Regions from separate parts of the Homo sapiens genome. Here region 1 is linked to region 2. Evidence: chromatin loops called from intact Hi-C (ENCODE). Cell type or tissue: heart left ventricle. All regions are shown on one strand. Each heading gives the region's core, and the rest is flanking DNA. Links, peaks and the distances in the headings are about the cores only.

Region 1 (16,133 bases), core at 3,847-11,846, 52 kb after region 2:
GTCGTCATCACTGACACTGTCACCCACCCTCAGCCTCACCATCACCACCACCCACTTCGTAAGCTGTGATGGGATTGAGTGATATAACACGTCGCATGCTCAGAACAGCACCTGGTGTGAACTGGCAGCCTGACAACTGCTACCTGTTGTTGTTATCATGATTAATTCTGTTCCCGGGGGGCTCTGTGACCAGTCTCTTTTCCCTTTTCTGGCTCTAGGGTGCTGCTGTGGGGCCCAGCGGCCGTGGAGCATCACAAGACGTGCCGGAGCCTGGGCAGGTCACTGTGGCAGCAGCCGAGTGTCGGGGACATCCTTCGCCTGCTGGACCGGGACCGGATGATGCAGACCATCCTGCACTTCCCCCAGAACCGGAGGCTGCTGCCCCCCGAGGTTGGGCTGCTGCTGTTCTGTCCCTACCCACCCCTTCACCCCAGCCTCAGGGGCTCCATCTGCACCCTCAGCTTCGTTTTTCTTGTTATTTACCTTTTTATTAAGTAAGAATCTTATCATATATAAAGGTATAGAGACCAGACCCTCATAAGCCCACCGCCCAGCTGCAACAATGATCTGCACTGGCCACGCTTGTTCTGTTTATACCACTCTGTTCCCCTGCCCCCAAGGAGATTATGTTGCAGCACATCCCAAGGATCCTATCATTTCATGTACAAGCACTGCTTTTTACACAAGCACTTTGCTTTATGCCCTTAAATATTCAAAATAATTTGAGCTCTGGCAGTAGAGGGTAAACAGTTATGCCATACAGGTTGAGAATCTCTAATCTGAAAATCCCAAATCTGAAATGTTCCAAAATTTGAAGCTTTTTGAGCACTAACATGAGATAGAGACGCCTTTGCTTTCCTGAGGGTCAGTGTACAGAGACTTTCTTTCATGCACAAAATTATCTTAAATTCCTGTATAAAGTTACCTGCATGCTATGTATATTACGTGCATATGAAACATAAATGATTTGTGTGTTTAAACTTGGCTCCCATCCCCAAGATATCTCATTATGTATGCAAATATTCCAAAATCTGAAACATTTCTGATCCCAGGTGTTTCAGATAAGAGATACTCAACCTGTATTACCTTTGTGAGGTTGAATCACACGTTTTTGTTGATTTTGGCTCTTTCAGGACACACAGGAGCTGATATTCAAAGACAAAAGCAGGGTGGATCTTGATGGCCTCTATGACCCCTGCTTTCTCCTTCAGCTCTTCAGTGAGCTGACCAGGCCAGGTAACTGCAGTCTTCTCTTGGGTCAGGGCTTGCTATGCATGACTTCTCAGAGGTCAGGTTGATTATGGTAATTATTGCCATAATTACCACATGAGGACCTGAATCTTGGAAATAATTCTTAAAGGATCTTCAGCCATCCTCATCTGTTCATTCCAGTGATTTTCAGCAAAGTCACAGTTAGTATTTTGAACATACAGTGATTTAAAAAAAAAAATTGTAATTTTAAAATCTGGAAATGTCCAATTGTCTTTGATGTTTTCCTAATTCCTAATGATGAACATTTTCTGCATTTTTATTAGTTACTGGTCAAATACCAACAGAAATGAGAGATTTTAGTCCTGATAATGGGTCAGCCTGCTGAGGTTGCCTTTTTCTTGGCTTAAGTACATTTTGGAAATTATGTTTTGTGTCTAGTAGCCTCAGAGTGGGAGTCCTTGTGGGTGAATGGGTTGTGGGGAGAGAAAGAAACACTTCCATGTAACGCACATTGAGAAACACTGAGATTGATCTTCCCAGGCTGGTCAGGTCTCTTGGTTGGGAGCATTCTGACAGTGTGCAGGGATAGCTCATTGTGGCTTGAATTTGCATTTTTCTAATGGCTAATGATGTTGAACATCCTGTGGCTTATTTGCTATCTGCACATCCTCTTTGGTGAAATGTCTGTTCATGTCTTTTGCCCATTTTCTAATGGGATTTTTTGTTTTTTGTTTTTTTAACTATTGAGTTTGGGGATTTTTTTTTTTTTTTGTCTTTTGTTTTTTTAACTTGAGTTTGGGGATTTTTTTTTTTTTTTTGTCTTTTGTTTTTTTAACTTGAGTTTGGGGATTTTTTTTTTTTTTGTCTTTCTTTTTTCAACTATTGAGTTTTGAGTGTTCTTTATATATTCCAGATACTAGTCCTTGGAAGGATTTGTGGTTTGCAAATATCTAACAATCCGTAGCTTATCTTTTAATCCTTTTAACAAGTTCTTTCACAGAGCAAAAGCTTTTAATTTTGATGAAGCCCATTTGGTCAGTTTTTCCTTTTACGGATCATGCTCTTGGCATCTAAGAACTCTGTCTACTCCTAGATCCTGAGGAATTTTTCTTATGTTTCTATCTAAAAGTTTCTAGTTTTACTCTTTAAATTTAAGCCCGTGATCTGTTTTGAGCTCACTTTTCTGTGAGGTGTGATGTCCAGGTCTGGATTCATACTGCTTCACCTGTTGTTGTCAGTTGTTACAGCCTCTGTGTGTTGAAAAGTCCATCTGTCCCGCTTGTGACTGTTGGTTGAGATGGGGGTCCCAGCTGCTCACTGGGCCTCTGCAGGTCTTTCCTGGCGGGGACAGGTAGAAGTGGGGGCTGCCCAGTCACTGCTGGGCATGCTGAAAGTCCTTACTCTCTGCTAGGCTTCCTCTGACACCCCAGTGGGGGCAGGAGGAGTGTACTGTCACTGCCCAGGAGAGGAACATCCTGCCTCCCTACTTGGCCTTCTCTCATGCCACCCCAACAGGGGATTTGGGGCTCCTCTTTCCAGCCTGGCAGGGGTGGGAGTCTAGGCTCCACCTTTGCTGGTGTGGCTGGGAGTGGGGCACAGTGAAGTGTTTGGCTGAAGTATCGCCGCTCTTGGCTCACAGTTTTCTGTCTTGCTAGGCAGCCCTTTTTCCATTCTTTTTTGTTAGAGAGAACAGGCTTTTGTTCCGGCCTTTGTGTGTGTGAGAGCCTGTCGATGTTTCCAGGTTGCTGACTTGAGTTCTAAGTCTAGGACAAATGAGGCAAGAAGACAACCCAGGAACGCACTCCCTTGTTCTTTGGGTCTCAAGGTCTCTGACTGGTCTGCTTTCTTTCTACCTTCCAGAATCATCTTATATTTGTTCTACATATGATGCTCAGTATTTTTAGTTCTACTTGATAGGAAGAATAGGAAAAAGCATGTCTACTCCATCTTGCCAGAATTGGGAAGTCTAAGTTCATTAATTTTTAACATTAGGTAATACATTCACAGTTTGAAATTCAGCAGGTGCTGAAGGGTATACAGGGAAAATGCACTTCCTGCCCTACCTCTGGCCACAGTTTCCTCATTCTAGAGGGAGAACTGTTGCAGTTCCTCATGTTTTCCTAGGTCCAGCTTGAGATTCCAGTGGGGTGTGCTGGGGGTGTGGCGGCACACATTTTGCTTCTGTGCTGGTTCGCGTGATCCCTGAATGGACTCCCAGACTTCACAACTGGGGAGATTTAGGTGCACTGGGGAGACATTGTTCCACTATTCATCCTGTTTTCCTCCTTTTTAAACTTGAAATTTTATTTTCTCAACAAATGCTCCTACTTCTGAATAGATTTGCCAATCCTCTATCAGTGCCCTTTGTATCCCTTTTAAAAAGATCAAAGAGGCTAGGATATCATAGAGATCTTCCCATCAATAGGCCTTTGTGTTGGCTCTAGCTCCCCATGGTGAGCACTGTGCTCTGTTGCTGAAGCTGGATTTTGTTTGCAAGAGAGCAGGGGGCATTTCATACAAATGTCAGATTACGGTAATAGCAAATGGATATCTTAATTGCCCTGATGGCGATTTTAAGCAGCAGGCTAACTGCAGCAGATCTCCTAGTCAGTGGCCAGGAAGCTCTTCTGATTTCCCCTGTGCCTCAGTGGTGCTGCTAAATCTGTTACTCATCAAACATGGAAATAAAGTTTCCATACTCTAAAAAAATGCAAGACTACTGGACCTTTTAACTTTAGTGAATTATAACAGATAGAGCTTTCAGGAGAAAAAGGCTTGGAAAAAGTTTAATAGCAAAATCAGGATGTTAATTTTCATGAAATCTTGAGTACTGTGCTTTTTTTTTTTTTTTCCCTTGGTCTGGGAGGACTTTTTTGAAGAGCTGTCATTAGTAAATGGTCTTTCAAATTAGGAAAATGTACCAGGTACCAGTTTCCTTACCTTAAATTTCCAAATACGACTATTTAAGTTTTATTGGTTTAATACAGGTAGAAAAATTTGCAGAGCTTGCCTATCCCAATTTGAAAAGGAATTGCAATAGTCAAAAATTTACACGAAAAATTCATATCAAAGTAGAACATTTCAAAAGGCATACAGGTGGAGAGGGAAATGGATATACCCAAAAAAAAAAAAAAAAAAAAAAACACTCCCCAAAAAGTACATTTCTTAGATGTTGCTCTGAGCATCTTGTCATCCCAAACGAAAGATGGAGGCCTGGTTTTTAAACAGATTTCATTGACTGCTGAAAGGAAGCACACTCATTCATTGGAAGAGGCAAATTCCTGGCACTAAAATAGTTGAAGTGTGACACATAGAAAAGTCAGTAGTGGTGACACCACCAGTGAGATCAGGGCATAGAACAGTAAGCAGCTCCTCAAGCCCCTTCCTCCCTAGAAGGGGCCAGCATCCTGTATTTGAACTTCATGTAAATGGCGATACACATGATGTAATCTTTGCTGCCAAGCTGCATCTATCCCATGTTACATTTGTGAGATTCAGCTATGCAGAGTGTAGCAGAAGTTCTCAACTGTATGTTTTTACTTCCTGCGGTGGCATCTGGGTCCAGATATTGCTAAACTAACTGCAATCCTAAATTGAGCATCCAATTAATTTTTATATGTGGCTGCCAGTCTTGAGAGTAATTACAGTCCCACTGCTCCGTTTTCAGCCCTTTGCTGGAAATGGGAACCTATTTTCTTAACCTTATTCCTTCCCTTCTTTGAGTCCTTGGCCAAGAAACAGGGCCAGCCAAGGCTGTTAGCAATGGCAGTGACAAATGCTTTTTCCACAGCAAACTCTTGTCCTCAACAGAACTGGGCTGAAATCTACAGCTCATAATTCACACATGCCACAAGGCAGCCAGAACAGGAAGCCCCATTTGCAATTCTCTGAGCCTCATCACTAGATGACCAGAGCACGCAGGCTCCTCTGACTCTTCTCACTGTGATGAGTCTAGCCTATTGGGGTGCCTCTGGGGGATATTATGTAAAAAGAGGTGTAAGGAAGATTTCTGATGCTCCAACAGCAGTTACACTGCTACTGAAGCCCACTAATACTGGGGCACATTTTTTTTTAAGAGTCAGGGTCTCACTCTGTCACCTAGGTTGGAGTGCAGTGGCATGATCATGGCTCACTGTATACCCAAACTCCTGTTCAAGCCGTCCTCCTGCCTCAGCCTCCTGAGTAGCTAGGACTGCAAATGTGCACCACCATGCCTAGCTAATTTTTTTTTTTTGGTAGAGACTGTATCTCTCTATGTTGCCAGGGGAACTCCTGGCCCCAAGTAATCCTCCCACCTCAGCCTCCCAAGTTGCTGGGGGATTACAGCACCTTGGGAGGCTGGGTGAGCCATTACACCCAGTTCTGGGGCAGTTTTAATTTTAATCCTTGATAACTGTCCTGGTTAAGCCATTTTGATCTGAAGGTCTGTTAAGGCCACGTTGCTATTCATGAGGTTCTTGAAACAAAGAGAATGGCATTTATAACTATTTTTAAATAGCCTATCATGTTTTCAGCATTCTGAGGGCGGCTCTTTTCCATAAGTGTTACAAAGCCAAGATTTTCATAGAGTAGCAGAGATGAGCACAAAACAGGAAACTGACTTTTCCTCATGGACACGTGGAAAATCCATTTGTCTTAGAATGTCAGTGATTACTAAAAATATCCCAGCCAGCTGAGTATTAGCTGCTTTTAGTGAGTATAAACTAAATGTTTAGACTTTTCTCTTTCCCAAATGTATTCCATTTACCTATATTTGTTATGTACTTATGTAGGTGTCTCTTAAACACATTTCTTCCATCTTTTGTAAAACAATATAATTGTATCTAGTTTGGTGCTTTTAAAGCTTTTGGATTTCTTTTTCCCTCTTATCAAAAACAGTCACTTGTGAGAAATAAGAAAATTAGGCTGGGCACGGTGACTCATTCCTGTAATCCCAGCACTTTGGGAGGCCAAGGCGAGCTGATCACTTGAGGCCAGGAGTTTGAAACCAGCCTGGCCAACATGGTGAAACCCCGTCTCTACTAAAAATAAGAAAATTAGCTGGGCATGGTGGCACATGCCTGTAGTCCTAGCTACTCAGGAGGCTGAGGCACAAGAATCGCTTGCACCCGTAAGGTGGAGGTTACAGTGAGCCAAGATTGTGCCACTGCACTCCAGCCTGGGCGACAAAGGAGACTCTGGCTTTAAAAAAGTAGAGATAAGAGAATTAGAAAATTTTGTTCCTAAACTGCTATGCCCAAGAGTCATCTGACTATGCTCTTTTCATCCTTTCACTTTTAGTCTATGTCTTGATATTGAAAATGGGTTTCTTGAAGGCAGCATGTACCTAGGTTCTGCTTTTTATCTAATCTGACCATCTCTGCCTTTTATTTTGGAGTGCATACATCATTTATATTTAATGTGATTATTGATCTGACTCTATTTTATCTCTTGTTGACTTTTACCTGCAACTTTTGTATGTGTATGAGTGCATGCATGCATATTTTTACTGGTTGCTTTAGGGTTTATAGTACACATCTTCAATCTATTATAGTTTATCTTCAAGTGAGATGATACCACTTCATGTATAGTATAAGGACCTTGTAACAGTATAGATCCATTTCCTCCCTTCTGGCTTTTCTGCTATTCTTGTCATGCATTACATTTCAGTATGCTATAAACCCTACAATATAGTGTTGTTTTTGCTTCAAATTGTCATTATTTCTAAAAGAAGTGTAAATATTTGATATTTGCCATATTGTTACCATTCCTTTGTGTAGATCTAGATTTCTATCTGGTATCATTTTTCTTCTTCCTAAAATACTTCCTTTAAGAATTCTTATTGTTCAAGTCTACTGGTGACCAATTGTTTTAGCTTTTTTGTGTCTGAAAAAAGTCTTAACTTTTGAAAGATTTTGATACTGGTGACCAATTGTTTTAGCTTTTTTGTGTCTGAAAAAAGTCTTAACTTTTGAAAGATTTTGATGGGGTATAAAATTCAAGGTTGACAGTTTTTTTTCTTACAGTACTTTAAAGAAGTTGCTCCTCTGGTTTCTGAATTGAGTTATTTCTGACAAGAAATCTGCCATTCTTATCTTCATTCTTCTGTATGTCATGTGGCTGCTCTTAAGATTTTTTTTAAATCACTGGTGTCAAACAATTTGATCACAATGTGCTTTCGTGTGATTTTCTTTTATATATAAATATATATGCTTTATTTGTGATGATGCTTGCATGATATTCTTAATGTTTTATGTTTTGAGTTTCTTGGCTGTCTAGGTTTATAGTTTTTTTTGGTCAGATTTCAAAAAGTTTTGGCCATTATTTCTTCGGATTTTTTTCAGGGACCCCCTATTACACATACCCACAGGACACTGATGTTCTGTTCATATTTTTCCTCTCTGTGTTTTCAGCTTGGATAGTTTCTATTGCTGTCTTAAGTTCGCTAATCCTTTTTGGTCTAGTGTCTAATCACTGATAATCCCATCTCTATTGGTCCATTCTTGCACTGGTATAAAGAACCCGAGACTGGATAATTGATCAAGAAAAGAGGTTTAATTGACTCATGGTTTCATAGTCTGTGTAGGAAGCATGGCTGGGGAGGCCTCAGGAAACTTTCAATTATGGTAGAAGGCAAAGGGAAAGCAGGCACATCTTACATGCCAGAGCAGGAGGAAGTGGGGCAGTGCCACACGCTTCTAAACAACCAGCTCTTGTGAGAACTCACTAGCATGAGAACAGCAAGGGGAAATCTGCCCCGAGATCCAATCACCTCCCACCGGAGTCCCCACCTCCAACATGGGGGTTTGTAATTCAACATGAGATTTGGGTAGGGCCACAAATCCAAACCATTTCACCATCCAATGCATTTTTCAGCTCAGATATTTTAGTTTTCATCTCTAGAAGCTTGGTTTTGGGTTTTTGTATCTTCTGTGTCCCTGCTTAAAATGCTTTATCTTTCTTTAACTTTTAAAAATGTCATCAATGGACTATCTCTTATTGATGTTATATTCCATGATTACTCATTTGGAGTAGTCATTTCAGTTGGCTTGTGTTTGGTTCCCAATTAGGCCACTGGTCACTCTATCTCGAGAACATCATTGTGGATAATTATCATGATCAGTTTAATCATTAATAATTAATTCCTATTCTAAGGTTCTTCTTGACAGTATTTATCTTGTAGAATAGCCTGGGTTTTTATTAAGGAGTGGGAAGGTGTCCTCAGTTTCGTTAGTGAAGAGCCCTCTAGGTTGTGGTAAGGCGCATCCCCTCATGTGTCTGACCTTCTCCCTCTCTCTGTGAGTCTTCTCCTCTCCTCTAGTGATTGTCAGCTTCTCTCGGCCTCACAAATGGCAAATGGATACCAGCCAACAGGCTCTCTGGACCGTAGCTTTTGCTTAAGCTTGATGAGCCACTTTTCTGTGAGACTTGTGTTGTTTATTTGAAGGAAGAGCTAGGGTTGCAGAGTGGGTGTGAGTGAGTCCTTTGTCGGGCTGGTTGGCATCAGCTGCCTTTTCCTGCTTTCACTGCTGTGTGTGCTTTCCTCGGTGATGCTTATAGACAGGCGCCCGCGGTGGAGGGCTGAGCAAGGTGGAAGCTGGGGACTGATTTTCTCTGCTGATTCCCAGTTGTGTTCCCCAGGCCTCTGGCATGCTGGGGTCTCCGCAGTGGGTCTCAGTGTCACCTCCAATATCCTGACTCATTGGGTGTTTATGAGAAATAATGAAATTATCCTGGTTGGGATGTATGAGCATTTTAGAAACTGAAGGTATGGTCATTATTGCCACATAAAGGAAGAGGTTTTTTTGTCTAACTTCAGCAGAAGTTAGGAGGAGTTGGAGAGAGACTTGCATTCCTTGTGCTTGGCACATGTAGCTATTGGTAAGACACAAGAGGAAATTTAATTCTCCAGGTTAACAAGAATAATAAAATCATATTGTGTGTGTTTCATGCTGTATTTCATTTCCTGCAGAGTTTGTGGTGGATTGTCGAAAATTTTTGGATTCAAATGCTCTGGGCCTAACTGTCACAGCCCTCAGCAGCTATGACCCCCAGATGCGAGCCATAGCCTACCATGTCCTGGCGGCCTACTACTCGCACTTGGAGGGCGCACGGTTCCAAGAGCAGTCCCAGGTAAGTAGGAAGAGCGTACATCCTACTGTGGGGGTGGGCCTGGCGGACTTCAGAGAGCTGGCTGTCCACCCGGTTTGGTAGAAGGATTTACTAGGGAACACGGAGGTGGCATGTTGCCGGGAGATCTCTGCTGAAGAGCAAAAGTCTGTTCCCTTAGGAGGTGATCCCGGAGGTCGCCTTTGATCCACAACCCCCCGTGGAGGTTGAGAAAGGTTTCTCCTTACAGGCTTTCTTGTGTTGTGTGTAGACAAAATTATATGACTTCTACTGAGTATTTCTTTGGTCTAAACTCAGTGGTTAAGGTGGCTATTATCCACGACACACTGAACCTTAGAAACCTGTACCCCATGGTGCTGGAGGAACAAGAGCAGATTAGATTTTCAGGGCATGGTGCCAGACTTCTCTCTGCTGTTGTGCACCTGACTGACTCCTAAAATAAAAACGAAAAGCGTTCCGGAGATGCTGGCAAGTAGTGTGTCTGCTCCTGTGAGCTTCGTCTTCAGTGGCCCCTGGGATATGAGAAGCAGGCACACCCTGCCGAGCCCTGGTTCGGCTGCACCAGAGAGGACTGACCATAGCTCTGAACACGCTCATCTTACATTTTCCTTTTCTGTTCTGTTTTCAAGCTACTTTACCTGTTGGATGTAGTCCGGAATGGGATTCGAACTCAGGACATGAGACTTACTTTTACCTTGGCTCTCTTCATTGCCAAAGCAGCCCTGCAGATTTTGAAACCAGGTACCACTGACATAATTAGGTTGAGGGGAAATTGAAAAGCTGAAGCTGAGCAAGTCTACTTCTAGGGATTAGTCCCACAGGTATAGTGGGTCACACATCTGTGTTCAAGGCCACTCCGTGCTCATGATTGTGGAAGATGAGGAGCCACCGAAGTCCCCATCAGCTCTGGACAGTAAATAGGTGATGGCTATGAGGAAGCTCGTCATGGACCCCTGGGGGGTGAAATCCAGAAAAAAGTAGATGGCAAAGCAAAGTGCAGAACAGTATTTATAATGGAGGGAAAGAGTATATATTCATATTCGCTTGTAGTTATAGGAAACTGTGGTGAGAGCAAATAAAACTGAAGTTAAAATGTGGGCCAATCACATCATAGGGATTGGAACCCAGGGGCTGAAAGCGTGGACACAGCCAGACGGTCCTGGACTTCCCCATGCCCGTTTCCTCCTCTAAGATGGGGTGATGATCGGACTCACTGCCTCTAGCATTGCTGTGAGGGTGATGAGGATCACACACTTTTTTTGTTTTTTGGAGACACGGTCTGGCACTGTCACCCAGGCTGGAGTGCAGTGGCATGATCTCGGCTCACTGCAACCTCGACCTCCCAGGCTCAGGTAATCTCTTACCTCAGCCTCCCGAGTAGCTGGGACTACAGCGAATGCCACCACGCCTGGCTAATTTTTTGTAGAGACAGAGTTTCATTATGTTGCCCAGACTGGTCTCAAACTCCTGGGCTCAAGCGATCCTCCTGCTTCAGCCTCCCAAAGTGCTGGGATTACAGGTGTGAGCCACCATGCCTGGCCTAGATCACGCACACTAACACACATGTAAGTGCCTGGCACAGTAAAAACTCATCAGTGATAGCTGCCGTCACCATCACCGCCATTATTCATCATTGATTCATGCTTAGGCTCACGGGTCCTTAGCTACAAAGCTTTTGGTATGTGAGTACTGCACATGTGTAATCCACGCTGTTAGAACAAGGCTCCTTTTTGTTACAGGAATGGGGGTACCACTGCTAAGATAGTGTGACTAGAAGTTAGCTCATTCTAAGACTTTTTTTGGTTATTGAGAGAAAAATCATAGAAAGTTGGTACCATCAGGGACCACAGGGTGCTGTTTCCACCTGTATCCCCCATACTCACTAACTGAGGCTCCCAAGGGTAGATAGCTTGTCAAGGCCCCACAGTTAGTTCACAGTCAAGTTGCTATTAGAATTCAGATCTCATTTTCATCTGCTCCCATTTCATTTTATTCCATGGATTTACTTGCCTTGGAGATTTGGAAGGGGAAGAAAATAATTGGCAGAGACCATGATGGTTTTGGTCCTGGGTGTGGCTGTGTCCCACACCGGTGCTCATGTCGGGGTGGAGCGTGTGCAGGGCAGCATGGTCATGGGGTAGACTCATTGGTGATCCAAGGATAGGAGGTAGCAGGAGCTAGGGTGTCCGTTGCCCTCTGCGTTGCTGCATTCCAGAGGCACTCAGTAGTGTCTGAGCCTCCCCCGCTGTGACGGTTCCTTTCAGTTAGAAGCTAGAGGCAGGTGCAGCGGGTGGGTGTGGTGTCAGCCCTGATCTGTGGGATGTGTGACCAAGTCCCACCCTTCCCACCGGCTGGTTTGAAGCCTGTGCTGTAGGACGGTAGCTGGGGAGGCGGAGGGTGCGAGGTCCCTGAAGGACTCAACATCCAGCAGTGGTTTCAGAGCTAGGAGAGCAAGCCCATGTGTGGTATGGAGCTGACGTGTTGAATTCTGTTCTCATTCTCAAGAGCCAGTCCTCTGGGTCAGGACACAAAAGTTCCTGGGAGGGGATTTATGTCTGATACCCAGAATGCCTGCCTCTTAGTGCTGCCAGACCAGGGGGCGTCCTGCTGGGGCCTGCCATGACTGACTGACTGCCTGTGTTCTCAGAGGAGCACATGTACCTGAAGGTCAGCAACTTCCTGCTGTCGCATGAGTACTTGAACATGGACAAAGTGCCAGGCTTCTACCAGTTCTTCTACAGCTCCGACTTTGAGGTATGCTTCCAGAGTCCTCACGGCTTTCTGCAGGCCCCTGAATTGATGATGCAGCCACCGTTGTCATTCTGACATTTCCCCATGGATCCTGTATGCTGCACGGCCAACACGATTGTGCAGTCGGTGGCCACGCAGGCCTGCACTTCGGAATGTCTCCGTGCTGTTGGCTCACTTCTACATGGCGCCTCAAACCTTAAAAACTCTGCTTCAGAGTCCTGAGTTTTACGACATTCTCATATTTTCTTGGTGAATCACTGGGTTAAATATTAAATTCTGTTTTTAGATATTCATATTAAATATTCTTTTATAGAATACTTATCTGACTTCAGTATTTAAACTTGACTCGATCCTCTATTTCTGACCTGAAGAAATGGAATCAAAGATGAGATCAGGGATTTTTCATAATCAGACATGGAGGTCAGGGCTGCTGTGTTACAACTTTTGCCACCACTTAAAATAGTGGTGTTTGAACAGTTGTCAGATGAAAGGACTTTCACTTATTAACAACAGTTTTTTGTGTGCCTGGGTTATAGCAAAAAACAGAGCAGAAGTGGGTGTTTGGCGTTCTGCGGCAGGGGATCCGTGACAAGCAGTGCTACGAACTGTGTGCCCGGCGTGGCATCTTCCACATCATCCTGTCCTTCTTCCACAGCCCGCTGTGTGACGAGGCAGCACAGGTACATGGGTTCCGCAAGCTTATTTGAGAGCGAGAGGTCTGTGCCCCTTCTTAAGATTTTATCTGGAAGTCAAGTCCGTATGAATTCAGTTCCCAGCCTGGACACGACCGACCTAACCCTGGCTCTCAGTTAGGGGAAGTGAGATGTTGAGAGCGCCTGTCCTGTTCCCTGCATGCAGAGCAGGTGGATTCACTTGAGGCTGCAGTGTTGTGACCCCCAGTGTCATTTGTCCTCTAAATACTCTTCACTGCAACCCTCCTACTGTGTATACGGCCCTTGGCATATACGAAGGCCATCAGTGGGGGGTACTGATCAGTAATCATGAGCCTTCAGAGTGGTCACAAGTCTAGAAACCCCCTGTCAGTGACTGAGGTACTCTGAGGCACTTTTGAATCACCAGGATTCCACCTACTACAGAAGTTGGGGGTTGTCAGAACTCATTTAGAAAGCAAGGGTCAGGTTGAAACAGACAGCCTCACCTAGCCAGTCAGGAACCAAGAGCTGGTGTGTGTACCTTCTAAATATTACAGGTAGGTGGTAGAAGGAAATAGGAAAAGCTTTTAGTATTTTGATTAATTTCTAGCGTAGTCAGCTTTTGTTTCTCATATGTAAAATGTGGGTAAATAGGAGTAAGTCAAGATTAAGAAGCCCATTTGAATAAACTGAATTTGAGTATAGTAACTTTTTGTTTTCTATGGCATGTGAGAATTCTGAAGCACCCCATGAACAAGTCAGGGGACCATCCCATTTTTATGTCCTCCCTTCCAGGTGGTAAACACAGGGCCGCATGGCTCGTGGCTGGCGGCCAGCAGCTGGCCTGGAGGCGGGCCCTCACGCACTCCCTGTGCCGGTGGCTGCGCATCTGGGCCATTTGGCTTCTGTGGTGCATCTTTGCTTGTGGGTGGGTTCCAGATGATGGATTAACGGAAGTGGGGATCCCCGGGCCCAGAGATTGCTGTGGAAGTCTGTGTCCTCTGGCTGTCTCTTGTAGGGAAGGGCACGTTCGTACATGGCCACCGCTCTGACGGACTTAGCAAAGCAGGCTTCATTTGCAGCCACCACCTGTAATGGCACCATACCATTAATTTTTAAAACGGTTTCTTTAATCAAGTAAAGTGGGTTTTCTCACTGAAGAGTAACTTCTTGTTTGGGGTTTTCAGAATTGGATTCTGGAAATTCTACAGAATGCTGCCCAGGTTGCCAGATCTGCGTATGAAATCATACGAGACTATAGCCTTTTAACATGGATTTTACACATCCTTGAAAGCAAGTAAGTACCTTTTGCATGCGAGGTGCGCGTCAGGTGGGAAGGAAAGGAACAGAAACGATGACGTCTGCTGCCAGCTCTGTTGTTGGTTGGAAATGTCCAGTAAAATCCATGCTCTCTGAAATGCAGTGTCCTCCAATGCTACCATATGCCTGGCAGTCCCGTTCCTGGCAGTGCCAAAGTGCCTTTCCTCCATTCACAGCCTTTCCTTGAGTGTCTCTTGTCTGCCATGGGACAGCAGACACCAGCTGCTGTTCACATCTGGCAGAGTCTCCGCCAGCCTGTCTGGCTCTGTTCTGCACAGGTCAGACTCCTCCCCGGTGTCCCAGCAGCCTTCTGTGCTCTGAAGTGAATGTCCTGTTCTCTAAGGCTTTAGCAGCTGCAGCCCTCTTGCAGGAAGGCCGGTCTGACGGGTGACAGGGCTCTGCTGTCAGTGCAGGGTCTCTGTCCTCAGTGATGAGCCCGCATTAGAGGAGCAGCACCAGGGGTCTGAACTTGATGATTTATTGTGATTCCTGATTCTCCTGCTGTTTGAGACTGTCTGAAAAGATGAAGACCCTGTCACAGCAGACAGCACTTGGCGGGAGGGCTCTGTCTTACAAAGAACTAACTACTATAATAAGCCTGGGAGAATGCAGGCCCTTTTGTGCATTTTTTTAAAAGCATTTCCTGAAATTTCTCTAAAAGAAACTAATATATCCAAGTACATCTGCAAACAACAAAAAAAGTGGGTGGGGGGAAGAAATTAATATCCAAAATTAGAATGTGTATTTGGACATCAACTTCAAGACTGTTTCAGGTTTATAAAAGGCACAATTAGCTAATGTTCCTGGCTTATAGTGTCTTGTTTTAGAAATTGAGTTGTTGTCATGAACAGGACAGTTTTTATTAGTGTGCCCCAGCGGCTCCTGAATTTTTGGAGGGACTTAGGGCAATCTTCTGTTAGGACGGTGCACCTTGTCCTGTGTGGAAGCTGCGTTTGTATAGCAAGCACCCTGTTTTTACTTGGAGACTATGCTTATCTAGGGGGATGAGCAGATAGGATTATGGAGGGCGATAGTCTGATCCTGCTGAAAGGTCAGGATGTGGCGGATTGAAGGCTGTTGTGCTTGGTTTTAGGTTTCTGGAGACTCCGCTGCTGTCTAATGTGATCTCCTTGCTACACACACTGTGGGTGACCAACCTGGGGGACAAGGCAGTGGAGTGGGAGAGCCAGCGCCTTTGCCAGCCTAGCTCCCAGGAGCCTGCCAAGCGGCTTGCCCTGCACCTGGTCAATGAGTTCCTTTATGTTCTCATCGTGCTCATGAAGCACCTGAGGTGAGTCCTGCCCCCGCCAGGGGGGCCCTTCTGGCCTCTTGGATGCTGTGTTGGTCTGCCACCTGTGGACACCATGTCTCAGTCATGACTCTGTACCAGGGGGACGCTGGGCCGTGATCTGCTGTGGATTGGGGCAGAGCACCAGTGTCAGGTGTAGGTAGTGTCAGAACATCTATTTTATTAGCTCTTTCTTTGCCCTTCAATTTTATAAAGCTTCTTGTCAAGACCCCGAGAACTTAACATACTTGTTAACATTAACACCTAATGTGCATCGTACGAGGTCATTTTTAGCTGGCGAGCCATCTGCCTTGATACTGTGATTCAAACACTTGAATCAAGTGATGTTTCTTAGAAAGAAAATATTTTCTGTGACTCTAACATAAGACAGGGTGTTCCCAAACTTGCCTCTGCCTTCATTAGCCTGCGAAGACTCATTGTCCATGAATTCTCTGGAATGTTTCAGTATTTTCCTCCGATCCCTTGGAGTCATGCTTTTGGTTTCCTCAGAAGAGCTAAATTTCCCTCCAATTCTACCATGTTACAGAAAATACACTGTGTACACTCATTATTTCTGATTTGGGAGCCAAGTTATGCTAACCGGAACCAGAAGGTTGGTAGCAAGAGGATTGTAATCTCAGAAGGAAAAATGTCCTGATAAAAAGAACAAGGCCTTTTGTTTTGTATTGTTCAAAACTAAATTGTTAAGTCCGTGCTGGATAGTCAACCTTTCCTATGTAGGGATCTTCGGAAGACATGCTGGTGTCTAAGAACCAGTTGCTATTTAAAATACTGGTTTT
Region 2 (14,734 bases), core at 52-8,051:
AGGGTTGATAATACCAAGTAGCTTTTATGGCTCTGTGAGATTGGCCTGGTGTTGAGGGTTTTACTGGAATTACAAATAAGGTATTCTCTAAGGAAAAAAATTCCAGGTCTTAATGTCTCTTAGATACTATGCTTTATCCATGTGTCAACAAATTCCATTCAATGAGTAATGGCTCCTGACATTTAAATACGTTTCTAATAAAAAGAATGTGTGTGCTATTTGCAGACGAGGGCAAATATCACGGTTCTTTGGTCTTACCTGGCAGTAAGCCTGGCAATAATTATCCATCAGATGCCCTCCCCACCCATCTCTTTTGATCTCAGCCCTCCCCGCCGTCTAAGTGAAATAGACTTTAGGAGCCCAGACAGCGTGGGAAAGGGCTTCCCGTCCTGAAGCCCGGCTGCAGGGCCACACACAAGCCGTTTCATCTCAGGGTCTCAGGGCACATTATTTTACCTCTCCAGGATCTGTAAAATGGGAGTTACAGTCAAGTTGAAAGTGTTTTTACTTTCATTGTGTAATCTGTAATAAGTATCTTAGATATCTTATATGTTATAGGAAATGGAGTTGAGACATTACATTTAATAAGGAACTGTTAGGAACATTTAAAAATAGAGCAGCGTGAGGAACCCCTGTACCAGCTGTCCAGCTTCAGCCACTGTCCCCACCCTCCACCTTTTCAGTTTCCTCTGGGGCAGTCGATTATAGCAAATCCCAGACGTGAATCATATTTCACTATAAATATTTCAGCATGTACTCTAACAGAAAAAGACCTTTTAAAGAACAGAAACCACAGTGCCATTATCACGCCTAACACATTAATAATTTCTCACTATCATCTATTACTCAGTTTGGTCTCAGGTTTTTTCCGTCTCAAAAATGTTTTTACACTTTGTGATTCAGATCGGGATCCAAACAAAGTCCACATTGCATTTGGTTGATATGTTTCTTAAATATCTTTGATCCCTTTTGCGTCTTTGAGTTTTTCTCCCTCATGCCATCCCCTGCTTTTTTTTTTTAAATGCTATTTAGTTGTTGAAGTGCTGGCAGGGATTTTTTTTTTTTTTTAATGAATATATGTTAACATTTTGGAGGAAATTATTAAAGCGTCATGAAGAAGGAGGGTTATAGATAATATTCATCCAGCCAAAGAAAGCATTGTTAAAATCCTGTGCCAAAGAGCAGTTTTACCAAGTGTATTTTGGTCTGTTTTAGACAGTGTTTTGCAGAACAAGCCCTGAAGAGTTCAGGACGTTTTCTTCCTGGAATAATAACCCTGTGAGGTCACAGGGTGGGAATGAAGAGCAGGCATGTGGTCCACTTGCAGTAGGAGTGGGACGCCTTTGATGGAGAGGACTGGAAACAGAGGATGGAGCCCCAGGGGGCCACGACAGTGGCAGAGCCTAGAGCCTAGAGTGGGCAGCTGCTGTGTCCTGGGGATCTTACCCAGTTCCTCCATCATGTCAGGACGTGAAATTTGGAGTTGTCTGGGATATAAAAGATGGAAGCCAGGAGGTGATAACTAAATCCCTTTTCATTTATAAATTCATTGCTGGAGGGACCCACAGGAGGTCTAGTTCTGCTGTGTACCAGCAGGATAGAAAGATGTAGAATGGCAGAAAACCTGGACCAGCATTCCAGGGCCCTGACTCCCAGTACTGTTACTTCAGTGGACACAAAATAAAAGCACAGGAACTTTCCACTAGCAGGGAAAAGACAGAACTTAATTTAATTTTGCCAGGCAAGTTTTAGCATTTTACCAGCATTCATCTGGAACACAAGGTGTGTGTAGATCAAGAAAATTAACTGCTTGAATTAGATGGTATGTTTATTTGAACAATGAGGCATAGAGATGGCTTGGGAGCAGCTTAAGCTTCCTGAGGACAGGGACAACATCTTGGTAAACTTTGCACCCTCTCTTGGCCTGAGATGATGGCATCTTGAATGGAATGAGTGTTTCATAAAAACTGAATTGGTGGGTTAAGGCACTGGAGTGTTGCTGACACTATGGAAGTGCTGCACATTCTCAGCACCAGTGATCATTGGATGCAAACTCCTTATTGTGATGAGACACACAGATAGGTCCTCAGAACAGAGAGGATAGTTTGAAGGTCTCAGTTTTGGAAGAAACTCACATTGGTGTAATAAGGTCTTGCTGAGATGCTGTGTGACATGGACGGGGATAAACTCAATAAATGTAATGAGTGTGCAAGGCCTTGATCCACATATTAGGGAGCATGGGTTGGATAGCCTTCCTTTTCTCCAGAAGAAACATAGACCCAACAAAATAAGATGGAATTAATTAAAGACTTGCACAGAGACCTAACTGATGCCAAGTATGGTCCTTGCACCCTGAGAAAAAGTGAAATGAAAATGGAAAATGCCACAGAATCTTGTGAAGAAGGAAGAACTTCTCTGTAGTTGAACATAAGTCGTATGTTTGTACAATTACTTCTTATCTCAGTTCTGGTACTTAATTAGCTGTGTGACCTCGAGTGAAATTTTTTTTTTTTTTTGAGATGGAGTCTCGCTCTGTCGCCCAGGTTGGAGTGCAGTGGCGTGATCTCTGCTCACTGCAACCTCTGCCTCCCGGGCTTAAGTCTCAGCCTCCCGAGTAGCTGGGATTATAGGCGCCTACCACCATACCCAGCTAATTTTTGTATTTTTAGTAGAGACAGGGTTTCACCATGTTGGCCGGGTTGGTTTCGAACTCCTAACCTCAAGTGATCCACCCTCCTTGGCCTCCCAATGTGCTGGGATTATAGGCATGAGCCACCGTGTCCGGCTGAATTTTTGAACCCTCAGTTTTCTCATCTGTAAAATGGGTGTGGTGTGGGCATCTCTCCCTCAGGCTGTTATGAGGAGTAAATGAGATCACGGATGTGCAGCATTTGATACAGTGCCTGGCACATAGTAAGTGCTCTGTAAACATTGTTCTCCTCCTCCTCCTCATCATCATCACTACTACTGCCACCACCTCTCCTGCTACTACTAAGTGGAACAGAACTATCTGGAAGGCAGAGATTACTCCTTAATTTTCCCAGGCATTTTGGGGCAGTGACTTGTTGTGATATTAACTTATTTCTTGGCAGTGAATGAAGGTATCTTTGGAGTAACTGTGAAGTAGAGAATAGTGCTGGGTGTAAGCAATGGAGGATCCAGGCACACCTGCTAGTTCTGGAACAGCTGATGAGAGACTGACATGACCACATGCCTTGAGTTCCTTAGATACAAAACGAGGAGTGATGTGACACAGCTTTGTCTTAATGATACTGGGAGGGGAAGCTGATCAGCGGCTTCCCTAGAGGCACTGGCTGCTGTCACGGTGTTGGGGCCCTCCCCAAACGTGCCCAGTGCCCTGGTTGGTGGCTGATGCATGTGGACAGTGCTGGCTACAACCCTGGGAAGGCCTAACAGGGTTAGTAACGTGACAGCATCTGTGCTTTGGTTTGTGGTATGAGCTAATAAGTTATTTATAATATCTCATAAAAACCAGACATCACCACATTGGTGTCTCACCAAAAGCAGTACCAGCCATTTCATCATCTCTGGATTTTCAAAAACATAGATTATTTTCATCAGCAAGCGAGAGGAGATGGATCTAGGCAGGCTGAGAGTCTTGCTCTACACCAAAGTGGCCAAGAAACGAAAATGTATGTGTTATAGTCAGGGAAGGGAACACTACTATTTTTTACCCATACTTTTGTATTGAGAATAGGGCTTGAAAGAGAAGGAAAGTAGAGAAGATTACCGGGGAAAGAGAACGGAAAAAATTTTTTACTTTCCATGGAGAATGAGCATTGGTTTCAGACTTGCATCCCCTGGTGACTGGGGACAAGGCTGGGGGGCTGGTGATGTTGAGACGGGAGGGGTGTGCTTGGCCACTGTGTTGCTGATTCCTTTGGCTGTATGTGGAATATGCATGTGACATGTAGGTCTCCTTTGTCCTCTAGGGAGTGTACGACGTTCGGCAGGCCTACGTTCAGTTTGCTCTCTCCTTTTTAATTGCGGGTGATGACAGCACTATAGTGCAGGTGTTGGAAGTGAAAGGTAGGTGTACTCCCTTGTCCGTTAGGAAAGCCCATTTGTTTTGAAAAACCTACTGCAAACCGTTTCTTCCAAGTTCAAAAAAAGTCTGCAGCCTTTGCAGTTGCTGTGTACACCAGATTGAAGGATGTGGGGCAGGGAGGTGGGTGAGCGGGTGCAAAGCCTTGGTCAGTACCATTTTGATATCACTGGTCAAGAGTGAACAGAGTTGTTCCTGTTATGCCGTCTGGAATGCTGAACAATGCCGTCACAGAGGATAAATGCAGACTTCAGAGAGGCAGAGTCGGGCAAACAAAGGAGGCTTTATGGCTATGGAACCTACTCAGACTCATAGCCTTGGCTACCTGGATTTCCTTGGGAGATGTCGTTTTAAAAAACAAAGTTAGTTTCTTTGGTGGCTTAGACCTGTGTTACGAGAACATCAGTAACAGGGCTTCAGAGAATTCCAACTTGACCACCTTTTGGTGGCTGTGTCCCTAGAGTGAGGCTTGGCATCATTTAATCTGCCAGGGCCCCTTGCATTTTATCAAGAGATTCACTAAGATGATAAATGGCAGCACTTAGCTCAGCACATGGCAGTTGCTCGGTAAGATTCCCTGGAATCCTGGCCTGTCTGGAGGTGAGGAGCAGTCCCATGTCCTGGCCGGAACTCTGGGAGTTATTGAGGAGGAGTAGCAGGGTGCTGTACTCAGGGTGTTTGGGTCTCCAGCCCTTCTTCTCCCTCCCAGGATGGGAGATCTGGACTGCCCCTGGAACGTGACTGCCGGGACGATTTAGGAGGAGAGTGCAGGTGGCGGTCACCCTGTATGTGGTCAGCCTGGTCTGTGTGGGGCGCTCTATTGCTGCTGTGGTGGAGCAGCATGAGAGTGGAGATGTGGTCTCTGCATAATGCAGCGGACAGATTTTTTTTTTTCCTACTTGTTACCAGGCACTAGGTTCAGGATATCTTGCTGCTGCCAGGGCCAGTAGTTTCTTCAAATTCCCGTGGGCCATTTCAGCTGTCTGGCCTTTTATTCAGTGACAGTTGGTACCATTTACACTGTTGAAGGGGGCTGGAACATACTACAGTTTAATGTTTCTGCTGGGAAGTTTGGCTGTACACATCAAAACTTTTAAGGTGCTTATGCATGGGTTTGGATTTATGATGGGCCCGTCCCCCTGGACCTCTCATAGTACCCCATGCCAGAGCAAACTGTAGCCCTGAACCATTGCCTGGCCTCTGTTCCCGTAGGCTGCTGGCACTGAAGTGGGTTGCACAATAGATAAAGAAAAAAGATAAAAAAACTTTTAAGATACTTGATCCTGCAATTCCATGTCTAGTCATTTATCCCAGTGAAATAATTAAAGATGTGAGTAGAGGTTTTGTTAGGGAATAATATTTATATTAGCTGGAAATGGGTCTTCTAACTATCCACCAGTAAGGGATTGGCTGAGCAAATTGGGGACTGGTCATAAGATGGAATGCAGCGATTAAAAATACTCTGGAGGCTGGCCGTCGTGGCTCACACCTGTAATCCCAGCATTTTGGGAGTTGGAGGCTGGAGGATTGCTTGAGCCCGGGAGTTCTTGAGACCATCCTGGACAACATAGTGAGATTCTGTCTCTACCAAAACAAACAAACAAACAAACAAACAAAACAAAAGTTAGCTGGGTGTGTTGGCGTGTACCTGTTGTCTCAGCTACTTGGGAAGCTGAGGTGGGAGAATTGCTTGAGCCTGGGATGTCAAGGCTGCAGTAAGTGGAGATTGCGCCACTGCACTCTAGCCTGGAGGACAGAGGGAGGCCCTGTCTCAAAAAGAAAAAAAACATGCTGCACTTAATGATTTCAAAGTTTTTTAGTGATATATGATTGGGTGTAAACTATAAAACTATAAAGTATGATCTCATTTTACTCAAATAGAGTAGCATGAATACATCAGAAGGGTAATAGTTAACTCAGATGATGTTAACAGTGTTAACTTCTCGGTACTGAAGCTTTGACTTATTCTTTTGGTTTGTCTGGTATTTTCTGATTTTTCCTTTTTCACAAATAATGAATTTGCTTTTGTAGAAATTCTGTGTGCCCAGTAAGCATGTGTGGAGCAAGGAAATTTGTAATTGTTTTGCTGCTTCTGCCCACTGTCACTACTGCATTAATAATGATAACAGTGTCAAGCTCTGGTGGCCATTTCCTTGGGGATTGAAAAGTAGGAAGAGAAAGCAAAAAGTAAACAAACTAAATCACCCAAAATTCTACTGCCAACTTAAAAAATCATGACCATCTCTTTAAACACATCTCAGCAAGTCTAAGCAAGAGAGAAATTGTATTAGTTTGTTATACCGTACATTCTCTTTCAAATAGTATTTAGTTAATTTTAATATGAGAAAAGAAAAGTAAAATGGAACTAAAGACCTACTGAACTTCTTAAAAAGTTCTGTCATTGGTTCGCTTGTAGGTGCTCTTGATTTCTTTTCTTTCTTCCTTTTTGTTTTGTTTTGTTTTGTTTTTTTGGAGACAGCGTCTTGCTCTGTTGCCTAGGCTGGAGTGCAGTGGTGCGATCATGGCTTACTGCAACCTCAAACTCCTGGGTACTGGTGATCCTGCCACCTCAGCCTCTTAGGTACCTAAGACTACAGTAAGACTACAGGTGCGCACCACCATACCCAGCTAATTTTTAAATTTTTTTTTGGAGACAGGGTCTTGCTATATTGCCCAGGCTGGTCTTGAACTCCTGGCCTCAAGGGATCCTCCCACCTTGGCCTCCTGTAGTGCTGGGCTTACAGGCATGAGCCACTCTGCCTGGCTTCTTGATTTCTTATGTCATGGAAGTGGTTATTTCTACCGGAAACTTGTATAGTTAAAAAAAAAAAACTTGAAAAAGTAAATGGCATTGTTTGCTGTACCACCTAAACAGTAATATTCTCTCGTCTATTCTCATTTTCAAAATATTTTTGAATTTAATGCTTTGAAACTTTTACTTTCAGAATTTATTCCTTGCATTTTTAGCTCAGGGATAAAGGAAGATAGGATCTCTACCATCAATATTTTATTATCCACACTGAAAACAAAGGTATGTGCTTGGTGATCCGCGTTTCTGTTGTCTGTTTTCCCTTGGGAATGGAGATATTCTCCGGTGTTTTACAGGACTGTAGAGCTACAACATCTTATCTTACATAGATTGTTGTATTGGTTGAGTGGAAAACTCTTCCCTAAGCAGAAACTTGTTCTTGTTGATGAGCATATCCTGGGACTAGAAGGTTAAAGAATAGCTGAAGCAGCCAGTGATGTCCAGACATGGCTGCTGTTTTATTACAGCAGCAGAAAAGCTGCTGGTCAACATTTCACAGCAACCCAAAGTAATCATTGTGAGCTGTAAATTATAAATAATACTTCATTCACATATCTAGCAAAATGTTGTTCTGTGTCATGTTCCATATTCTGCCTTTTGCAAGCATCTTATTGATATTTTAAAACTTGCTAAAAAGATCACTGCCTTTAATACAGAAACACTTTAAATCATCAGTAAGAAAAACTATGACCCTCCCAACATGACAAGTTGTCCAGAGTCCACATGAAAATGGCTAATAAGCATGAAAGGACTTTATTTTCGAAGTATTTTAAAGAGTGATTCTCAAATGGGGGCAATTTTGCCTTCTACGGGACATTTGTCAATCTCTGAAGACATTTTGCATTGTCACAACTGGGGAGGTACAACTGGTGCCTAGTGGGGAGACAGCAGGGATGCTGCCGAACATCCTGTAATGCCCAGGATGGCCCCCATAACAATTACCTGGCCCCAAGTGTCAGTAGAGCTGAGGTTGAGAAACCCTAATTTAAAGTAAAGCAAATAATGACATACAGATTTTTTTGCCTACTAAAATAGCATTGACTTTTAAAAACAATGGTGTTCAGTGCTAGCAAGGATGCTTTGAATCAGATACTTTCTTGAGGAGGAAGTGTTGTATCCCCTATGGAAGATAACAGTTCTGACAGGATGTGTCAGAGGTCTTAAATATGTTCATGGACCGTGACGTATGGTTGTTCTGAACTGGGGGAGTTGCATCAGAACCTCTAGGGGAATGTATCTGAAATATATATACCTGGGCCACACCCATAGGGATTCTGGGGTTAGGTTTGGGTGGAGCTGAGAATTTGTGCCACAATTCTACTTGCAGGAACCAGTGTCAAGTCCAAAGTCAGATGCAATGAAGACTATGTTCAAGGATGCTAATCACAGCTTTATGGAGAATAGCCAGAATTTAGAAACAACTAATTGTAAACACCAGGGGAATGGTTAGATAAGTTGTGGTCCACTCATAGGATAGAATGGTATTTAGCCCCCCAAAATGTTCTAAAGGGATGTTTAATGACGTGGAAAAGGCTTATGCTTCATAAGTAATCATATATAAATAAAATCTCAGGCAAAAAATAATGAATACATACACATGTATATTGTGTGGGTGTGGGTGGTGACTGAAAGGAAATATATCAAAATAGTAACGATATCCTAGGATGGTTGGGAATATTGGTGAATTTCCCTTTATGTTTTTCCTTTTTTTAAACCAAATTTTCTGCCACTAGCAAGCATTATTTTTATAATGATGAGAAAACAGTAAGCACCATTTAAAAAATAATTGAATTCCATGAACTTTTTCATAATTTGTTTTTTAATAATTTGTTTTATTATTGTTTCAGGTAGTTCACAATAAAAATATCACAAAAACCCAGAAGGTGCGTTTCTTTACGGGGCAGTTATTGAACCACATAGCATCGCTGTACAACTGGAATGGGATTACCGATGTGAACCCAGAAAATGTCAAGGTGCAGACACTTTTTGGTTTTCGTTGACCTCGTTGTTGGAATTTGATCCTCAGGGTTGGGAGAGGGAGAATTCTCAACACCGCACCAGACTTGAAGTCCCCTCATTTGATCTGTTTCTTTTGACTGTGGTTATATGGTTGTATTAACCCTCTGCTAACTGCAATAGGATTTTTTTCCCCTAATTTCTTAATCATGCTAATAATTTTTTTTTTTAATTAGAAAACTATGATTTCCTTGGGCTGAGCCATATCTTAGTTTTCCCTGCAGCACTTGCCTGTTAGACCTGCAGGGTCATCCCGGCCATCTTTTCCTCTTGCTTTACCTCTGCCTTCCCATCCTTCCATTCTTTCATGTCCAGTTGTTGGAGTTTCAAGGCTTGTTGTGTGTTTTTTGTTTGTTTGTTTGTTTTTAACCTCAGGATCCTGAATGTCTAGGAGCCTCACCTACTGACATATATAATTTATTTTGTGCTAGTTAACTCGTGCTAAATTGAAACAGCTGCTCTTAACATCGACCCAATGCCAGTGTATATTTTAATTTTCTTCAGGGTGTTACTGAACATGGACTTGGCCAGAGTAGTAAAGGCACAGACTTCCTGTTAACGTTATAATAATTCACCTCTCAAGAGCCTAATATTTCACCTCCTTTTATCTTGGAGACTTGCCCAGGTCCTCTTGTTTTGAACATGTTTTTGTATGCTCTAGACCAGCAAGCCTCAGAGGCTGCATAAAAACACTCCCAAATATGGAATTTTATTCAAATGAACAAGAGAAATTAGATCACTTTAAAGCTTTTAAAAATACAGGTTTAAACTTGCCCCTCTTCAGAGTATTCTTTTATCTTGATCGGTGTATCTTTTTGTTGTTGTTTTCATTTATTGTTTGGAATGACACCAAGTATTTAAAATGTTTTCTAAATTGTCATCGGCAGTTAATATTGTCCTTGTTTTTACTCTAGCTCTTACTAAAGTGTATGAGCTTGGGATTTTCATTGAATTTTTAAAAAATCTTCATAGGTTTCTGCCGAAGAAGCAGGGAAAACCATGGTGCGGGAGCTTGTTCATAACTTCCTGATGGATCTTTGCTGTTCACTCAAGCATGGAATTAATTTTTACGATGCATCTTTGGGTACCTTTGGCAGGTAAAGTATAACACTCTTGTGGACCCCAGGGTGTGTATGTTCCTCAGAAGTCACCACATATGTGAGTGTCTAGTGGAACTGTAGTAGGTTAGAACTAGAATTGTGGACATTATCTAACTCGTTTCAGGGTTGAACAGTTGTAGTCCCAGAGAACTTCTCCTTGTTGCATGTCCTCAGGGGCAGTTCTGAGGGTAGCTGTCTATTAGCACTTAGTTAGGTCATGGGATATTTCACCCAGGGAGGTGCTGCGGATGTTTACCTAAAGACAGTGTTCGTCAGCTGGAGCTCAGAAAAGGCGTCTGCCTTGCCAGAGAGGGTTGGCCCTGACATGGGCCTCACAGCAGTCCTGACGCAGGTACCATTGTTATGCCAGCTTTGCAGAGGAAGAAAGTAGTTCTAGAGAGGTCGAGACACTTACACTGGTTAAATGGCAGAGGTTGCACTGGAATCCAGGAAGTCCAGCTCCAAACTGATACTAAAACAGTCCTCCCTCTCCTTGACAGGCTGCCCATGAGTCACGGTTTCAAAATTGTTTTTTTTTTTAACATTTTGTTTCACATTTCACAATTGTGGTAACATTTCATCAGTAAGGAAACATATTAAGTTCAAATCTACTGGTTTTGATCATATTCTTTAAGACTTTCTTTTTGTAATCGTATAATACAGGTCTATGTGATTTTTTTTTTTAATAACAAAAATGGCTTACTACTGTTCATCCTATCTGCTTTTTTCCCACTTGACAATAAAAATATTGGCCATGTTTTCTTGTCATTGTAAATGTGTAAATGATTTATTGTTTAATCCTTGTTATTCTATCCTAGCATTATATCACAAGGATTTAGGCAGTTTGATTTACTTCTAATTTCAGCCAGTCAGGAAATCAGGTGATTCCTTCAGAATGGAATAACATGGTGGGAGTTTTTCTGTCTGCTTATGACTTTGGACGTGTTTTGATTCTGAGGTCACTGTGATTTAACTTGTCACATCATTTCTTTTTTCTTTCATCAGTAAGAATGAGCTCATTTTCCTGCCAAAACATAACAGCAGACTTTTATAGTCGAATAGAATATTACACCATGCTTAAAACACATGCATTGTTCCCCCTTTTTAAAGCATTTTTCCTCCATAACTAGGCCCATGAAATAGATGAGCATTTAATGAGCATATTGAATCAACTTGTGGGTGTGCGTCTCTTTGCAGCAAGCTGTGATTTATGTGAATTTTGAAGCCATGGGCAAAAGACAAGTGTTTGTGCATAAGGGAAAGGAAGGAGATTTGTTTGTGGATGGTGATAGAAAGCTTTGAGAACACTGAATTGCATCGTTCCCTGTTCCCCAGTAGACACGTGGCCCACTCATTCATTTCATTCAGGTTCCTGTGCAGACCTCACCACTTCAGGGAGGCCTTCCCGGACAGCCCTTTCTGAAATAGTCCCTCCACTGTCACTGTGCTTTTTGCCTGGCTTAGGCTTCTGACTGTTCATACATTTATTTGCTGATTTATTTATTTGCTTGTTCATTATCAGATTGGTGAGAAGTGGTGAGAACGGGCGCTGGTCTATTATGGGCCTCCAGTCCCTAGGACAGTGCCTGGCACATAGTAGGTGTTCACTGAAAGCTGGTGTTAGAGCATAGAGCAAGGATTGGCAAACTTTTCTACAAAGGGCCAGATTGTATTTTGGGCTTGGCAGCCTACACAGTCTGTTGTGACCACTCAGTTGTGCCAGCAAAGCATCCATAGATGTAAATAAGTAGGTTTACCTGTGTCCCAATCAAATTACAATGATAGGTGCTGGGCCCTACTTTGCCAGTCGCTGGTGTAGGTTAACAGAGCAGACAGCTGGGCTTCAATCCCAACTTAGCTCTGAGACCTTCACTGGGTTAGGCATCCTCTCTGCCTCCATTATCTTGTCTATAAAGTGGGAATAAAAGTAGTGCCTGTCGCAGAGACGTGGTGGTAACTGCTTAGAGCAGTGTCTGGCATGTGTTGTGCACTACATAAATATTAATGCTCTCCATTTTATTACGTTGTTGATTAAAATAAAGCATGTGTAGTATTTTTAGCACTCTTTGTAGATTTAATATCCTTTTCATTTGACAGTACAAACTATTTTGTTCATGACATTTTCATATTAGGAAAGGATATTTTCATGTCCTTTTTTAAAGGATAGTTTTTCTGATCAAAATTATACTTTCTAATTTGGTTTTTAAAAAACTTTTTTTACTATATGTAAAGCTCTCATATAGCATTGTAGTTTTACTCAATTTATAAGGGGGATGTGAGACACCGGGGACCCTAGAAACCATCACTGTGTCGTGCACATGAGACAGAGTCTGAGGATTTTCTGGATGTTTTGACTTCACAGGGTCAAGCAGATAGGAAAGGGCATATTTTCTAAAAAGACTTTGAAGCAGATGAAGCCTAGTGTCCTGGGGCTTTGGCTGTGTGGATCCTGGGATTTTACTCCCTTTATGCAAGTTTTAGTCTCTGCAGACTTTCCTGCTTCTTACTTTTTTTTTTTTTTTTTTTTTGAGATGGAGACTCGCTCTGTTGTTCAGGATGGAAGGCAGTGGCACAGTCGTAGGTTACTGCAGCCTTGAAGTCCTGGGCTCACCTGCTTTTATTATCTTTTCATACCTTTGAAGACTGTCCACTTTGAGATAACTTTTCAGTATTTTTCTACGGTAGATTTTTTCCACATCCTAGCTTCTTTCATCTGCTAAATGAAAATGAAGGAATTTGAAATAAGCTAGAAACAGGGAAGGCAGAAGGTCCATGCAAAGACCTCGTGCTGTCTTGTCAGATTTCTTGTCAAGAAATAATTTAATGGCGCTCTGGACCATGCAGCAACTCATGAGCAGTTCGTATAAAAAAAACTTTATTTCCAGATGTGGTGGTGTGCACCTCTAGTCCCAGCTACCCAGGAGGCTGAGGCAGGAGGGTCACTTGAACCCAGGAATTCGAGGCTGCAGTGAGCTATGGTCACGCCACTGCATTCTGGGTGACAGAGCAAGACCCTGTCTCTGAAGAAATAATAAAAAATTTTAAAAATTAAAACAAATCCCCCTTTCAAGAGAAAAATGTCTTATCTGCATTTTTTTACACTCACACTCACATATGTATTTACATAGTGCTGTTTTTTTCAGATGGAGTCTTACTCTGTCACCCAGGCTGGAAGTGCAGTGGTGCAATCTCAGCTCACTGCAACCTCCACCTCTCAGGTTCAAGCAATTCTTCTGCCTCAGCCTCCTGAGTAGCTAGGACTATAGGCAGGCACCACCATGCCTGGCTAATTTTTTTGTGTTTTTAATAGAGATAGGGTTTCACTATGTTGACCAAGCCAACATAGTTCAAGGCCAAGGTCTTGAACTCCTGACCTCAGGTGATCCTCCCACCTTGGCCTCCCAAAGTGCTGGGATTACAGTTGTGAGTACCACAGCCAGCCCTACATAGTGCTTTTTTTGTGTGTGGCTGGAGGAGGAACGTCAGTAAAATCTCAAAATGAAATTTGGGGCATGGATTCCTCCCTGCTGGTTTTGTCCTTTCTTTTCAGTAGCCTTGACTTCTAGGCAGACTGGTAGGTGGCTGAGGTAGAGCGAGAGAGAATGGTTTTCTTCCTTTTCTTTAGAAAGCAAATTGAACTCAAGGGAGGGAAGTAGGAAAGAAGAAAGATCGCAGGACAGAGACTTTTTCAGCCACTCAGAAGTAGAGGATGAGAGGGAAGCCCTCTGTGGAGAGCTGGAACCCCCAGGCCACGGAACCCCCACTTTACGTCCTGGGGGAAATTCCCTACGTTGTTATTGCTGTGTTCACTGAGGGCAATTCTGCAGAGCTGCACGTCACCATGAGCTCTCAGGGTGCTTTGACCATTTTCTGCTGACCTCTCCCCATGTGTCTTTCTCTAACAGAGGCGGAAACCTGACACTCTTGCACTTCTTGCTGGGTTTGAAAACTGCAGCTGATGATGATCTGGTGGCTGACCTTGTGGTAAACATCCTCAAAGTGTGCCCGGACTTACTGAACAAATACTTCAAGGAAGTAACGTTTTCCTTTATCCCACGAGCGAAGTCTACTTGGTTAAATAATATCAAACTACTAAACAAGGTAAAAAAACATGATATTTAAAAGTCTGTTAGCTAAGCTGGGCGTGGTGGCTCATGCCTGTAATCCCAGCACTTCGGGAGGCCGAGGCAGGCGGATTACCTGAGGTCAGGAGTTTGAGACCAGCCTGGCCAACGTGACGAAACCTGTCTCTTACTAAAAATACAAAAATTAACTGGGTGTGGTGGTGTGCGCCTGTAATCCCAGGTACTTGGGAGCCTGAGACAGGAGAATTACTTGAACCTGGGAGGCGGAGGTTGCAGTGAGCTGAGATCGCGCCACTGCACTCCAGCCTGGGTGACAGAGCGAGACTCCATCTCAAAAAAATAAGTCTGTTAGCTAGGTAGGGGGGCATAGGGAGTTAGGGGACAGGCAGACATTCTCATCTGGTAAACTATACAATATGAAGACCTTTCAGGGATAAAAAGGGATATTTTAGACCATGTAAATTTGGTGTCCTTATCTTCTATAGCGTTTTGCCTTTCACTGAGCTGAATTTGAGGTTTATTTAGAATCTTTTGAGCCAATTTATCCTGTTCATCAAGATTTTGCTTAGAGTGAAATCTTGTTGAGTCTCAGCACAGTTAGACTGGGATTGATGAGTTGCCCGATTATCTCTTCTCCATCTGGGCTCATAAAAAGTAA

Evidence for each region. Hi-C counts contacts between places; a loop is a spot of excess contacts. Peaks named below come from ENCODE experiments on the same cell type or tissue, not always from the same donor. Only the 100,000 strongest peaks of a DNase experiment are listed, where the experiment ranks them.
Region 1: it touches region 2 in a loop (5-fold over the local background); 8 of 110 quality-filtered maps call a loop at or near these places.

What each region holds. Positions count from the first base shown.
Region 1 is chr21:32,318,420-32,334,552 of GRCh38, reverse strand. URB1 (URB1 ribosome biogenesis factor) reads left to right here. Exons shown (of 39, transcript NM_014825.3): 29 at 219-390; 30 at 1,134-1,236; 31 at 9,164-9,324; 32 at 9,951-10,062; 33 at 11,969-12,075; 34 at 12,609-12,752; 35 at 13,913-14,022; 36 at 15,139-15,336. Among named protein-coding and RNA genes, the nearest start is that of MRAP-AS1, 18 kb to the right of the region's middle. RefSeq lists enhancers at 1-213, 3,306-3,898. In heart left ventricle, for the core only: no CTCF peak of the experiment used is centred there; no DNase peak of the experiment used is centred there; H3K27ac peaks cover 1,975 bases.
Region 2 is chr21:32,367,761-32,382,494 of GRCh38, reverse strand. It overlaps URB1 (URB1 ribosome biogenesis factor), which reads left to right. Exons shown (of 39, transcript NM_014825.3): 5 at 3,954-4,050; 6 at 7,012-7,097; 7 at 8,723-8,848; 8 at 9,864-9,988; 9 at 13,897-14,092. SNORA80A (small nucleolar RNA, H/ACA box 80A) reads left to right here and starts at 5,173; the gene lies at 5,173-5,308. RefSeq lists an enhancer at 1-367. In heart left ventricle, for the core only: no CTCF peak of the experiment used is centred there; a DNase peak (open chromatin) is centred at 3,361; H3K27ac peaks cover 1,558 bases.